2 separate regions of the Homo sapiens genome follow, and region 2 is linked to region 1. A link is a contact called in ENCODE Hi-C data. All regions are on one chromosome and are shown on one strand. The core of a region is the stretch at or near the end of the contact, and the rest is flanking DNA. Distances in the headings are between cores, read along the strand shown.

What was found. Hi-C counts contacts between places; a loop is a spot of excess contacts on that map. Pooled maps may share reads with other maps.
Region 2: a pooled map shows a loop between it and region 1 (15-fold over the local background). The contact joins the promoter of INSC here to the promoter of FAR1 in region 1. A Hi-C loop is called at or near these places in 2 of 37 single-sample maps with no recorded cell type and 5 of 50 pooled maps.

What each region holds. Positions count from the first base shown.
Region 1 is chr11:13,664,310-13,670,159 of GRCh38, reverse strand. It overlaps FAR1 (fatty acyl-CoA reductase 1), which reads right to left and starts at 1,492. Exons shown (of 12, transcript NM_032228.6): 1 at 1,354-1,492. RefSeq lists an enhancer at 933-982 and silencers at 1,063-1,342, 1,453-1,942.
Region 2 is chr11:15,112,389-15,118,050 of GRCh38, reverse strand. INSC (INSC spindle orientation adaptor protein) reads right to left here and starts at 3,128. Exons shown (of 13, transcript NM_001042536.3): 1 at 3,048-3,128. RefSeq lists enhancers at 3,421-3,954, 4,606-4,655.

The DNA.
Region 1 (5,850 bases), core at 243-2,742:
AGGAGTTTGAGGCTGGAACGAGCTATGATCTCGCCACTGCACTCCAGCCTGGGCGACAGCAAACCCTGTCTCTGTTTACTTTTTAAATTAATTTGAAAAAAATACATCAGGATTGTACTTATACGTTAATTCTCACTTGTATTACTGTAAGAGATCTTGCATCATTTTTATGCTATATTACACATGCCCAACATGACAGCTGAGAAACTCCCCTGGAGGGCAGATTTTCTGAGAGTATCTTCTGATGTTGTCTTTAAACCAACACTTTTTTTTTTAACATAAAGAATTAAGGGATTCCTGACTGCCATCTAGTCAAAAGCAAACAATATGTATGCCATTACTTCGGAGGGAGTGAGTTCTTGTGCTGCTGAGGCAAAACGAGATGAACTGTCACAGGGATGGCAGGAGGGGTGGAGTGTAGGAGGAGGATCAGCCCCAGTAGTGAGAATTAAAAACTCTTTTGAGTATTTGGCCCTCCACTAGCAGTAAATTAACCTTCAAACCTGACCAAGACACTACCTGAGACCCTCCACTCTCCGACACCGCAGAATCAGACAACTGTTCTTGCTCAACTACTCATAAAAGATTCACAGCCTTCACCTACCACACATAAATCTACCGCGTTTGCTGCTTGTATACTTTGTCCTAACAGACCAACTAATGCCTTCTAGTCCAATAGCCTCCCGTCCACACCTCACATAAAACCTTCTCAGCCACCTTCCGGTTTCAGTAGGTGCCTCTTACTCCAGATCCACGTGTCCCCAGTTCTCCAGAGACCTTCACCTTCAAAACCCAAGCCCGTCCCCCCTTCACTCCCAGCTGATCTCCACCCAGGCCCTATCAATCCTTACTTCTAATAGGCCAACCACACTCCCCGGCCCCGCGCCTTCTCCCTCAGCACCCTTTTCTGAGCATCACCTATTTCCCACCACTTTCTTCCTCCCCAGACCCGGAATCCTGCAATCACTAGGCCTCCCTTTGCCGCTACCCTCCCGCGAGCACGCGGAGCCCGCTGCTCGGCTAACCACCCCGCCCCACCTTCGCCACCTCTAGCGGCCTCCCACCCCAGGCGGCTCCCCGGGCTCCGCGGCTGCAAACCAGGCCCCACCGTACGTCCCCCACGCGGTCCCGGCCCTGTGAAGGGCGGCGGCGGGGCAAAGAGGGGCAGAGACCACCCGGGGTGAGGCGGGCGCCCTCACTTCTGGGCGTACCCGGGCGGGGGCGGGGGCGGGACGGCTGGTCGGCGCCCCCGCCTCGGCCAGGCCTGCAGCCCGAGCTCCCGCAACCACTTCCCGAGCCAGGCGAGGAGGAGCCCGCAGCCCGGCCGCTCCCGCTGGCGCACCCCCTTCTCACCTAGACGCAGAGGCTCAGGCCTCGCTCTCCCACTGGCCGTCCAGCAATAGCTGCGCCGCCGCCGCCGCCGCCGTCGCGCTCTCTTCACTCGCTTTTCCACCGCCCGCGACCGGCTGCTGAAGAGCGGACGGGCAGTGGCACGCCCATTGGCTGAGGCCCGCAGTCGCGTCAGCCGGCCCCGACCGCACCTCGCGACGTGACTGGCTGGAGCGGCGCCTCTTTTCGACATCCGCTTTTGATTGGCTCTCGCGCACACCCTTATCCGCAGGACCAGTCATCCTCCTCCCTGCTTTAGCCTCTCACCCCCAACCCGGTTTCCCTCCGGGCGGGAGTGGGGCGGGAGCGGACGCCCGCGGAACGCGAACGGCCAATGGGGGCGCGGAGAGAGGGCCGGGAGGTGGGCCCTGCGGCCGGGAGGCTCGCGGGGGAATGCTCAGCCAATGGGCCCGCGCCCCACATCTCGAGTCCTGGAGCGCCCCCGCCGGCTGCTGGCGTCCTGTCGGGTCGCGCCCAGGGCCACGCCCGGCTGTCCGTCGCGCGGGAGGGGCGCCAACTCCCAAGGTTGGGAGCACGCAGCGAGGCCCGCGCGGGAGACAGCGGGGCTGCCATTGTGGCGTGCTTAGCGCTATTATGGTGGGGCCCGGGGGCCCTCCGGCCATTGCTGGGCGTGAGGGATCCGTTCGGAGAACTACCAGCTTGGCGGGTGTGGCCCGGGTCGGTGAGAGCGAAGAGCTCTACGGACCCCTGGAGCCTCCACGGGTCTCGCCCAGTCCCAGGGGACTGTGGGCCCATTCATTCCACCTTCCACTTCCTCCAAAATAATTCCCTACAAAACTTACCGGTAGTGATAGGAGTTAGAATAACGTTTACTTCTGAGGGGTGGGGCACGAGGGAACCTATGGAAAGCTGGAAACATTGCGTCTTGATCCTGGTGGTCGTTCCGGGCTGTGTACACATGGAGGAATTCATCGAGCCGGACACTTAATAGTATTACCACATTCATACGGCTCATTTTTAAAAAATAATAAAAGGATCATGAGAATTCTGTAATAATATTACCACAATCTTTGGGCTCCGTGGGACTCCATTGTATAAACAGTCCGCATTAGGATTTAGCTGTCATTCAAAACATGCAAGCCATAGGAAGAAAAAAAAAGATTTGTGAGAAGCAAAAATGAGTGAACGCTCTTGGCACGGTGAATAGCATGCACAGGTTGGTATTTAGGGATGGATGGCTCAGAGTGATTTTTCTGTGGGGATTTAGAGCTTGTTTCAGTGCCTGGCCCTGTTAGTAGCTAAAAGCAGTCATAGTGCTGCATCCAGTTGGAAACTACAAAAGCTCACTGAACTGCCTACTTTGTGGCAGATGTTAAGTTCTGGCTCAGGAAACTAATTTGAATGCCATGGCTTCTGCCTCGATGAGCTCACAGTCTTGCAGCAAGTACTGTCATTTCTGGAGGAGGGCACAGAACACAAAGCTAACACACTTGCTTACCCTCAGGGATGTCGCATTCCGCTACTTTAGGCAAGACAGTGTATGCCTGGAACCCATCCAGTCCAATAGCCATAGTCATAAATAGCCAGGATCAGGTGAAACACTTCTTAGAAGTGGGTCAAAATATTCTCCCAAAACAAACGTAAGAACTATGGACCAAATTCTAATCTGTAAAAGAACACAAGCAACAAAACAAAGATTACAGTATTCATATTTATTAATTTAGTCATTAAGTTGTTTAAATCAGGTAAATGCCTTTATTTAAAGTGCTTGTCACTACACTAGGCATATAAACTTGGATATGACAGTATTCCACAGAACATAGGGTTTAATGGAGAGACAGACATAAACAATGCCAGTGTAATACAGGATGAGGGAATACCTAGAAAGAGGATGTAACCCAGCATGGGGGATTCAGGAGCATGTTAGAACATGTGTAGCTAAGTTAACCACTGCTAAGGTTTATCAGTATACTGATAGGGTAATATCACTATAGGAAATAGACACTATTTCCAGAAAATACTTCATAAACTTTTTGTTGTTTGTGCATATGTCTTAATTTTAAAAATTGATATAAGTACAAAAGCAAAGTAATGCTTAGTTCTGAGGAAAATATGATGTAATTATTAAGTAATCACTTAATAAATGATTCTCAAAAATAGCCGTACACTTGAGAGCACAAAGGGATCTCATTTGATTCAAGTCAATGTGTATGAAATGTGTGCCTCCGGCAGACCCCCACAAATGGACAGAGTGCTTTCTGGAGGAAGACTTTAAAAAACAATGGATCACTCTCCAAGATGGTACAATTTCATGGGTAAGGCATGTTGTATGACTCGAATCTTCCATAATATACTATCATTCTTAAATGAATTCAGAGAATTAATAAATCTACAAAAAGTGAGTAATAAAAGGCAGTGAAAGATTTTGCACCAGAGTTTAAACTAGAAAAATGTAATGACATCAATCATTCATTCATCTGCCTTTCCCATCTTTATTCAGCAAGATCCCTGAAAATTGGGCGCCATATATTGGTATCAACTGCATTATAATTTTATTCAAACATGAAACAACTCTACATCTTTTTGATCCATGCTATAGAAACAATATCTTTTAAATGAAGGTAAATTACACCAAGCCAAAAATGTACCATTATAGTTTCTAGCCTAAAGGGAGATACTATATATCATTGAGAAAATATATAGGAATAAAGACCAAAACGAATATGCTACCCTTAACGTGGTTGGCATATTGGCCATAACGTGGCTATTATGACTCTCAGAATTTCATAACATTTTTAGAAACAAAAAACAAGTTCAAGCATTTTTATGCAAATACTGCTCTGAGGAAACAGTTTTCTTCTGGCATGTGTCATTTTCTAACACTTTTTTTGTGGAAATGTCTTATTCAGTATAGTTCTGATGAAGTCTTCACTTTATCCTCACAGCAGCCCTATGCAAGTATTCATCTATTCATCTAAATTCTGTAGAAGACAAACTTGAGGCTCAGTGAGGCAAGTAACTTGTCTAAAGACACATAGCTGTTAGGTGGCAGAAGTAGGATTAAAATCTAGATAGATTTGATGGCAAGCCCCATTATCTTTCTACTTATGCTTCATTTGCCTCTTCCAAAACCAGACCAAGTCATTATGTCTTGTCATTATACATCTTTGTATCCCTCACAATAAGTAGTACAGAGTCTTTTTTTTGAGAAGGAGTCTCGTACTGTCGCCCAAGCTGGAGTGCAGTGGTGCAATCTCGGCTCCCTGCAAGCTCTGCCTCTCCGGTTCACGCCATTCTCCTGCCTCAGCCTCCCGAGTAGCTGGGACTACAGGTGCGCACCACCACACCCAGCTAATTTTTTTTTGTACTTTTAGTGAAGATGGGGTTTCACCATGTTGGCCAGGGTGGTCTCAATCTCTTGACCCTCTGATCTGCCCGCCTTGGCCTCCCAAAGTGCTGGGATTACAGGTGTGAGCCACCGTGCCCAGCCTTCAGCCTTTTTTTTTTTTTTTGAGACGGAGTCTTGTTCTGTCCCTCAGGCTGGAGTGCAGTGATGCAATCTCGGCTCACTGTAACCTCTGCCTTCCTGGGTTCAAGTGATTCTCCTGCCTCAGCCTCCCGAGTAGCTAGAATTAGAGGCACCTGCCACCATGCCTGGCTAATTTTTGTATTTTTAGTAGAGACAGGGTGTCACCATGTTGGCCAAGCTGGTCTCGAACTTCTGACCTCATGATCCACCCGCCTTGGCCTCCCAAAGTGCTGGGATTACAGGCGTGAGCCAGCACGCCTGGCCCAGCATCTTATATACACACCCATCATGGAATTCACCAAATTAATCCTTCTTTTCACCATGCTTTACTTTACAGATTGCATGACAATAGAAAGTATAAACTATTTAAAAGTAACTGTAGCACATTAAAAATATTTGTTTTGATAAAACTAATGAGAATACAACTTTCTTTGTAGTTGCTGTGGAAAACCCATCATAACTGTCTAGAATGCACCAGAGATGTTCACTCTCAGCATAGAAAGAGTTACAGGCAACTTTTCCCAAGTGAACTAAATTTTAATGAGAGCAGTATTCTCTGTAGTTCATTTTATGGTATCTGCCTTGCCCTGCACCCAATCATGACTTCCAGAATAGGTCTGCTTTAAAAATATTTTTAAAGCCTGTTAGTAAAAACAAAAACAAAAAAATCCTATTAAGGTTTTAACATTTCCACCAGTACATTGATTGCCTGTCTAGGCAAGTACACACAGGTTCCTGTGGCTTCATTTCCCCAGTATCTGTTCTGGGTGTTTCAGAGGTCTGTGAAATAAGTTTGGTTTTCATCTGGAGGGGAATGCTCTGACCCTCAGATATTCCACAAGTTTAATCTAAGTGGAACAAAAATGGAGCTGCTATGTCCCTCGATCTTCTAAATTATTCTTTGTGTCTTGACTATTGACTTTCTGGTTCTCGACTATCTCCTCTAGACGTTGTTGATTGATAAAAGTGCC
Region 2 (5,662 bases), core at 1,879-4,378, 1.4 Mb before region 1:
TCACATGAGGAAGGGGTGGCTGCGGGGCCAGGGCCAGGCTTAGGGCAAGGGTCAAACTCCTTCGGGCACCCAGACACTTGAGCTTTTGAGACAGGGAAGAGCTGGCAGCTGAAACACTCGGAGCAGGGGGTGTTTATCAATGGCCCAATTCATTCTCAACTATCCCCCTTGTCTGAGCCAGCACAGAGATGGGCATTATGTCCCAGAGCTACTAGGAAAAAAACCTCCAAGACATCGTCACCAATTAGAGTTCAAAGGTACAGAAGCCAAATTGAGACATATGAGTTGAAAACCAGATGACATATTTGAAATTGAGGATGTCCCAGGAAAATCCAGTGTGATTCCCATCCCCAGAGACCAATAGAATGCTTAATTGCTGGTTTTTCATTTATTTGTTCTGATTTCCTTCAACAAAGGATGTGGAAGTTTACAGTTAAAAATATGTATTCTATAAAGTTGATAAAGCAGAAATTAGAAGTCAAAGCAATGGTTCCAACTAACATAGTTATTACAACAGAGCCATATGATGGACTAAGAGCTTCCCAGCAAGCAGAGTGACAAGGGAAGCACAATGGGAAAATAATTCCTTCCCCTGCCACCTTTATTCTGCTGGACTGACCATAGCCTGCCCTTTTTTAACCATTCCCAAGGGTCAGGTGTAGGATCAGGCCAAAGAGAAGCTAGATCCCAGCATTCCCCTCAAAAAATGGTTGAACCCAACTTGCTCTCCTGCATATTAGAGGAGTTGGTGGGTGAGAGCTTAGTCACCCCTTAGACTAAACCATAAACACTAAGAAAGAAGAAACTCAGGCCAGGCATGGTGGCTCACACCTGTTATCCCAGCAGTATCGGAGGCCTAGGCAGGCAGATCACCTGAGGTCAGGAGTTCAAGACCAGCCTGACCAACATGGAAAAACCCCATCTCTACTAAAAATACAAAAATTAGCTGGGCATGGTGGTGGGGGTCTATAATCCCAGCTACTCAGGGGCTGAGGCAGGAGAATCGCTTGAATCCGGGGGGCAGAGGTTGCAATGAGCTGAGATCATGCCACTGCACTCCAGCCTGGGCGATAGAGCAAGACTCCATCAAAGAAGGAAGGAAAGAAGGAAGGAAGGAAGGAAGGAAGGAGGGAGGGAGGGAGGGAGGGAGGGAGGGAGGGAGGGAGGGAGGGGGAGAGAGAGAGAGAGAGAGAGAGAGAGAGAAAGAAAGAAAGAAAGAAAGAAAGAAAGAAAGAAAGAAAGAAAAGAAAGAAAAGAAAAGAAAGGAAGGAAGAAAAAAAGAAAGAATGGAAGGAAGGAAGGAAGGAAAAGAGAGAAAGAGAAGGAAGGAAGAAAGGAAGGGAAGGAAGGAAGCTCAATACCATCTTTCTAACTTCCCAGCTGAAAGAGCACATTTAGTCTGGGTACCTCACTGAAGTATTCAGAAGAGAATAGCCAGGATGGGACAGGTCTAGAAGCTCTACTAAGAAGAATAACACCACCACTCAGCTGGTATTTTAGGGCACCTACTCTTCCAAGCGCTGTATAGTGTGTGCCCAGTGGTCACCAGGGGGAGGAGGTCATGGAGAAGATTCTGTCCAGAAAAAAAGATAACCACTGGAAGAAAGGAAAGGAGCAGAGCAAATGCCATCCCTCCACCAGCCTGTGGGAGGGAGACTCAAAGTAGGGTTGAACGAAACCAAAGAAGAGAAAGAATCAACCCAGCTCAATTCACTGTCCTCCCTGCCAAATGGTTGCCTTGGGACCCAACCCAGAAAGGTCACTGCTTCTCTGCAGCAAGTGTAATCCAGAGTATAAACTACAGCATGGAGCAAATTATATATGCTGAGCTCCATGTCAGATCCCAGCCTGACCTGGCTTGCCTTCCAAAGGCAGTGTTTGGAAGTTTTCACTTCTAAAAGGGCGAACAGTGCTTCTAAGTCCCAGAGCTAAAGGGACAAGATGCTCTCTGGCTGAGCTCCATGGACAGCCTCAGTTTCAGATTCAATGGAACCCCTCAAAGGCACCACATCACCATCTGCCCTGACCCCCACAGCCAAAGTCCCTGACTTAAAATATTCCCCACTGAGGCCAGTTTCTTGGACCCATTGTCAGAGGTATAATATATAGATTAAAAGGGGCAAAAGTGGGAGGAGGCTAGCGGCTGAGGGTGGGGCCACACCAGGGATACATTTGCGCATATGCATTGAACAAAGTGGGTGCATGTTGCATACATGTCGTTGTCCACAGGTATACATGTTGAAAGTGTGAATGGTTGCATGGCTATCCTGAGAAGAGTGTGTGCAAGACTGGTGCACATGGACAGGAATGTGTGTATGCTGAGCATGTAAGCGTGGGTGCACTGCGAGTGTTTGTGGGTGGCCATGGCCATATGGTCCACTCATCCCCTGGCCTCCTGTCTCTTCTCCTGGTTTAAGAGTGGGGTCTCCCAAGCTGTCTCCCTGACCCTGGTCTAGCCAGATGGGGTTAGTCAGAGCCACATTCACTCCAGTGTTGTGTGAGGGCTCTGAGCTTCTGTCCTTCTCCAAGCCCTGAGAAACCAAAGCTGAATGACCCACAGAGAAGACACCCCAGCTGGGACAAGTCAGGTCACCTTAGAAAGCCTGAGTTCAGATAACACTCCCTAGCCCCAATTTCTGCCTTCCTGGGTTCACACTGGCACATCCACTCATCCACATGTGGACTGGCTCAGCCCACCTGGGGGCCTTCCTGCCACACACACAGGCATTTCCACAGGTACAGACACAGTGCACCCAGGGCAGCAGGTGCCACACAGGCAAATACCTGTGGCCCACTCCAGGCCACCACACACTCTGACACACTCGTTCACCCACACTCGCACCCTGGGGCACATGCTAGAAAATTCCACATGTGGACATCCCATCCAGACACACTCCCTCACACTGGCGCAAGCTCCCCTTCACAAGCACTCCCACTGACACACTTACACCTACTATCCAATTAGTGACAAACCTGCACTGTTCCCAACTAGGCTAGCAGAGGCATCACCAGCCCCCTGAATCCAGCTAGGGGAGCTGTCTACTTACTTAGCGTGCGAGACAGGCTGGTAGTGCGAGCGGCCAGTGGTGGCGGGGCGCAGCTGGAGCTCCAGAGGCCGCGCGCAAAGTGGCCGCTCTGCCGGCCCAGCCCGAGAGGCCGCCCCTGGCCCCCGCCCCACCCCCCGCCCCGTTCTCCCCCGCCCGCCCTCTCCGAGGCGGTCGCAGCCTCCCAAGGACCTTCCACAGCAGCGCGCTCCCTGCCAAGCCTTGGTCCCGCGTCAGCCACGGCTGCCTGCTGTCTCCGCGGGACTACGAGGCTATTTCGGTGCCCCTGGGGGGGGAAACATGGCCCTCCCTCCCATCTGCAGGAGCGCTGGAATGGGGACGCGGTCAGGCCTAATTAGAGACCGGGCTCCCCCGGGCCAGGCGGCAGGCACCAGGGTGATCGCCCGGGAGCCGCGAAGCCGTCCAGGCGGGGTCGCCCACAAGGTGCCCCGCATGCCAACATCTGGAGAGGGGAAGGGAATGTGCCGCGATCGTTTCCCTTGGAGCTGAAACAAAACAAGGAGGGATTTGGGTGCAGTTCACTTGCTAGGAAGGAGGAAGCCACCCAGCTTTGATAGACCCCAAACGCCTAGAATGAGACGGTTTATTCACCGCAGGTGCTTCCCTCTGGAACCTTGCTCACACACACCTAAGTCACCCTCCACATCTTGGACCTGCCAAAAATGACGAGGGGTTGTTGCAGAAACTCCTTCTAACTTCGGCACATAAGATCAGACCCCACCCCCCACCCCCCACCCCCGTCCTGGACTCTGTCAAATAGCTAAATCTAGAGGAACTTGATTCCTACCCAAAAGCTCGGGAATGTGGCATTTTTGACCTGGAAGAAAGCTTCCAGATCATTTCATACAACTCCCCCTCCCCCGCCTCCGCCATCTTGCTATGAGGCTCCCAGAGCCCAGAGAATCTTGACCTATTCTTGGAGGTCCTCAAGCAAAGGCAGCCCCTGGTCTCCCTTGAGCCCTGTTCCAAAGCTTGAACTCTCTTACTGACAGAAAGATCTCCTTGACATCTAACCTAAATCTCTCACATGCAAACTATGTCAATTTGCTCACAATATGTATTCAGGGAGAAGGAGCTCAACTCAGTCCCCATGACAAAACGACCACGCCGAGGTCCCACTGCAGCCTTCTCTTCCTTAATGCTAATAATCTCTATTTCTTTTTTCAGGCTCTGGCTGAAGCTAACTGCTGCTCCCTGGACTCGAACACACACAGTAGCTCTCTGATATTAACTCTCCTCCTCAGCTCTCTGGGGGCCCAGGGCTCAGAAGGTGGCCAAATCATTCCTCTCAGACAAGCCAGCTTCAACTCTACCCTCCAGTCATCCAGAACAGCCTGATTCTACTCCCCAAGTTCCCTGAGAGGGGCCTCAGTTCCTGTTTCAACAAGTGCTGTCTAGGGCTGGGGACAGGGCTTGGTGCCGCCTGGCTGGGCATTACCACTGAAACCACAGTCTTACAGACTGTTTGCAGAATCTTCTCTCTGAGTCTGTTTCCGGTAGGGCAGGTGGTATGATAAGAATAGTCTCAGCCGGGAGTGGTGGCTCACGCCTGTAATCCCAGCTCTTTGGGAGGCCAAGGTGGATAGATCACAAAGTCCGGAGATTAAGTCCATCCTGGCCGACATGGTGAAACCCCATCTCTACTAATAATACAAAAATTAACTGGGCGAGTTGTCATGTGCCTGTTACCCCAGCTACTCAGGAGGCTGAGGCAAGAGAATAGCTTGAACCAATGAGTCGGAGGTTGCAGTGAGCCAGTGAGCCAAGATTGTGCCACTGCACATCAGCCTGGCAACAGAGTGAGATTGCATCAAAAAAGAAAGAGAGAGAGAGAGAGACAGAAAGAAAGAAAGAAAGAAAGAAAGAGAGAGAGAGAAAAGAAAGAAAGAGGAAGGAAGGAAGAAAGGAAGGGAGGGAAGAGAGGGAAGGAAAGGAAGGGAAGGAAAGAAGTCTCCAATTCTTCCTCAAAGAAACCTGTTTTGCATCCTGCCTCTACTACTTTCTAGTGATGAGTCCTTGGACAAATCACTTAACCTCTCTGAGCATCAGTTTTCCCATATGTACATTGGGGAACATAAAAATCTCTGCCCAGCTCATGAGGTTGTTGAAAGTATGAAGTGAGGTCAAGGATGTAAAGCACCTGGAAAACTAAGATATTTTATTATATGCTAGAAATAGAATGAGGCTTAGATCATAAACAGATCGATGTTAGCAAAAAAGCCTCAAAGTTCTTTTATTTCCAGGCCCAAACTCTGTGTCTGGGTTTCAGGGTAAGAGAGGAACAGACTTGGTTTGTTAGATGTTCCCTGGAGGCACTTGGCATAAATGCCCCCCCCCCACTTCCCAATACACACACACACACACACACACACACACACACACACACACACACACTCACATCCACCTTCCCAGATACATACGGCACAGCACAGCCTCCTGGACTCCTGGACTCCCCATAGACCCCAGCCACCTGGACCTTCGCTGGCCGCCTCTCCATTGCCAGGGGGCCGTCTCATGGCTCCAGCCTTGGCTGCAGCGACTCCAAGTCTCCTTACAGAGGCCCCTGTGAACAGCTTCTTTCCCTTTGCCCACCCTTC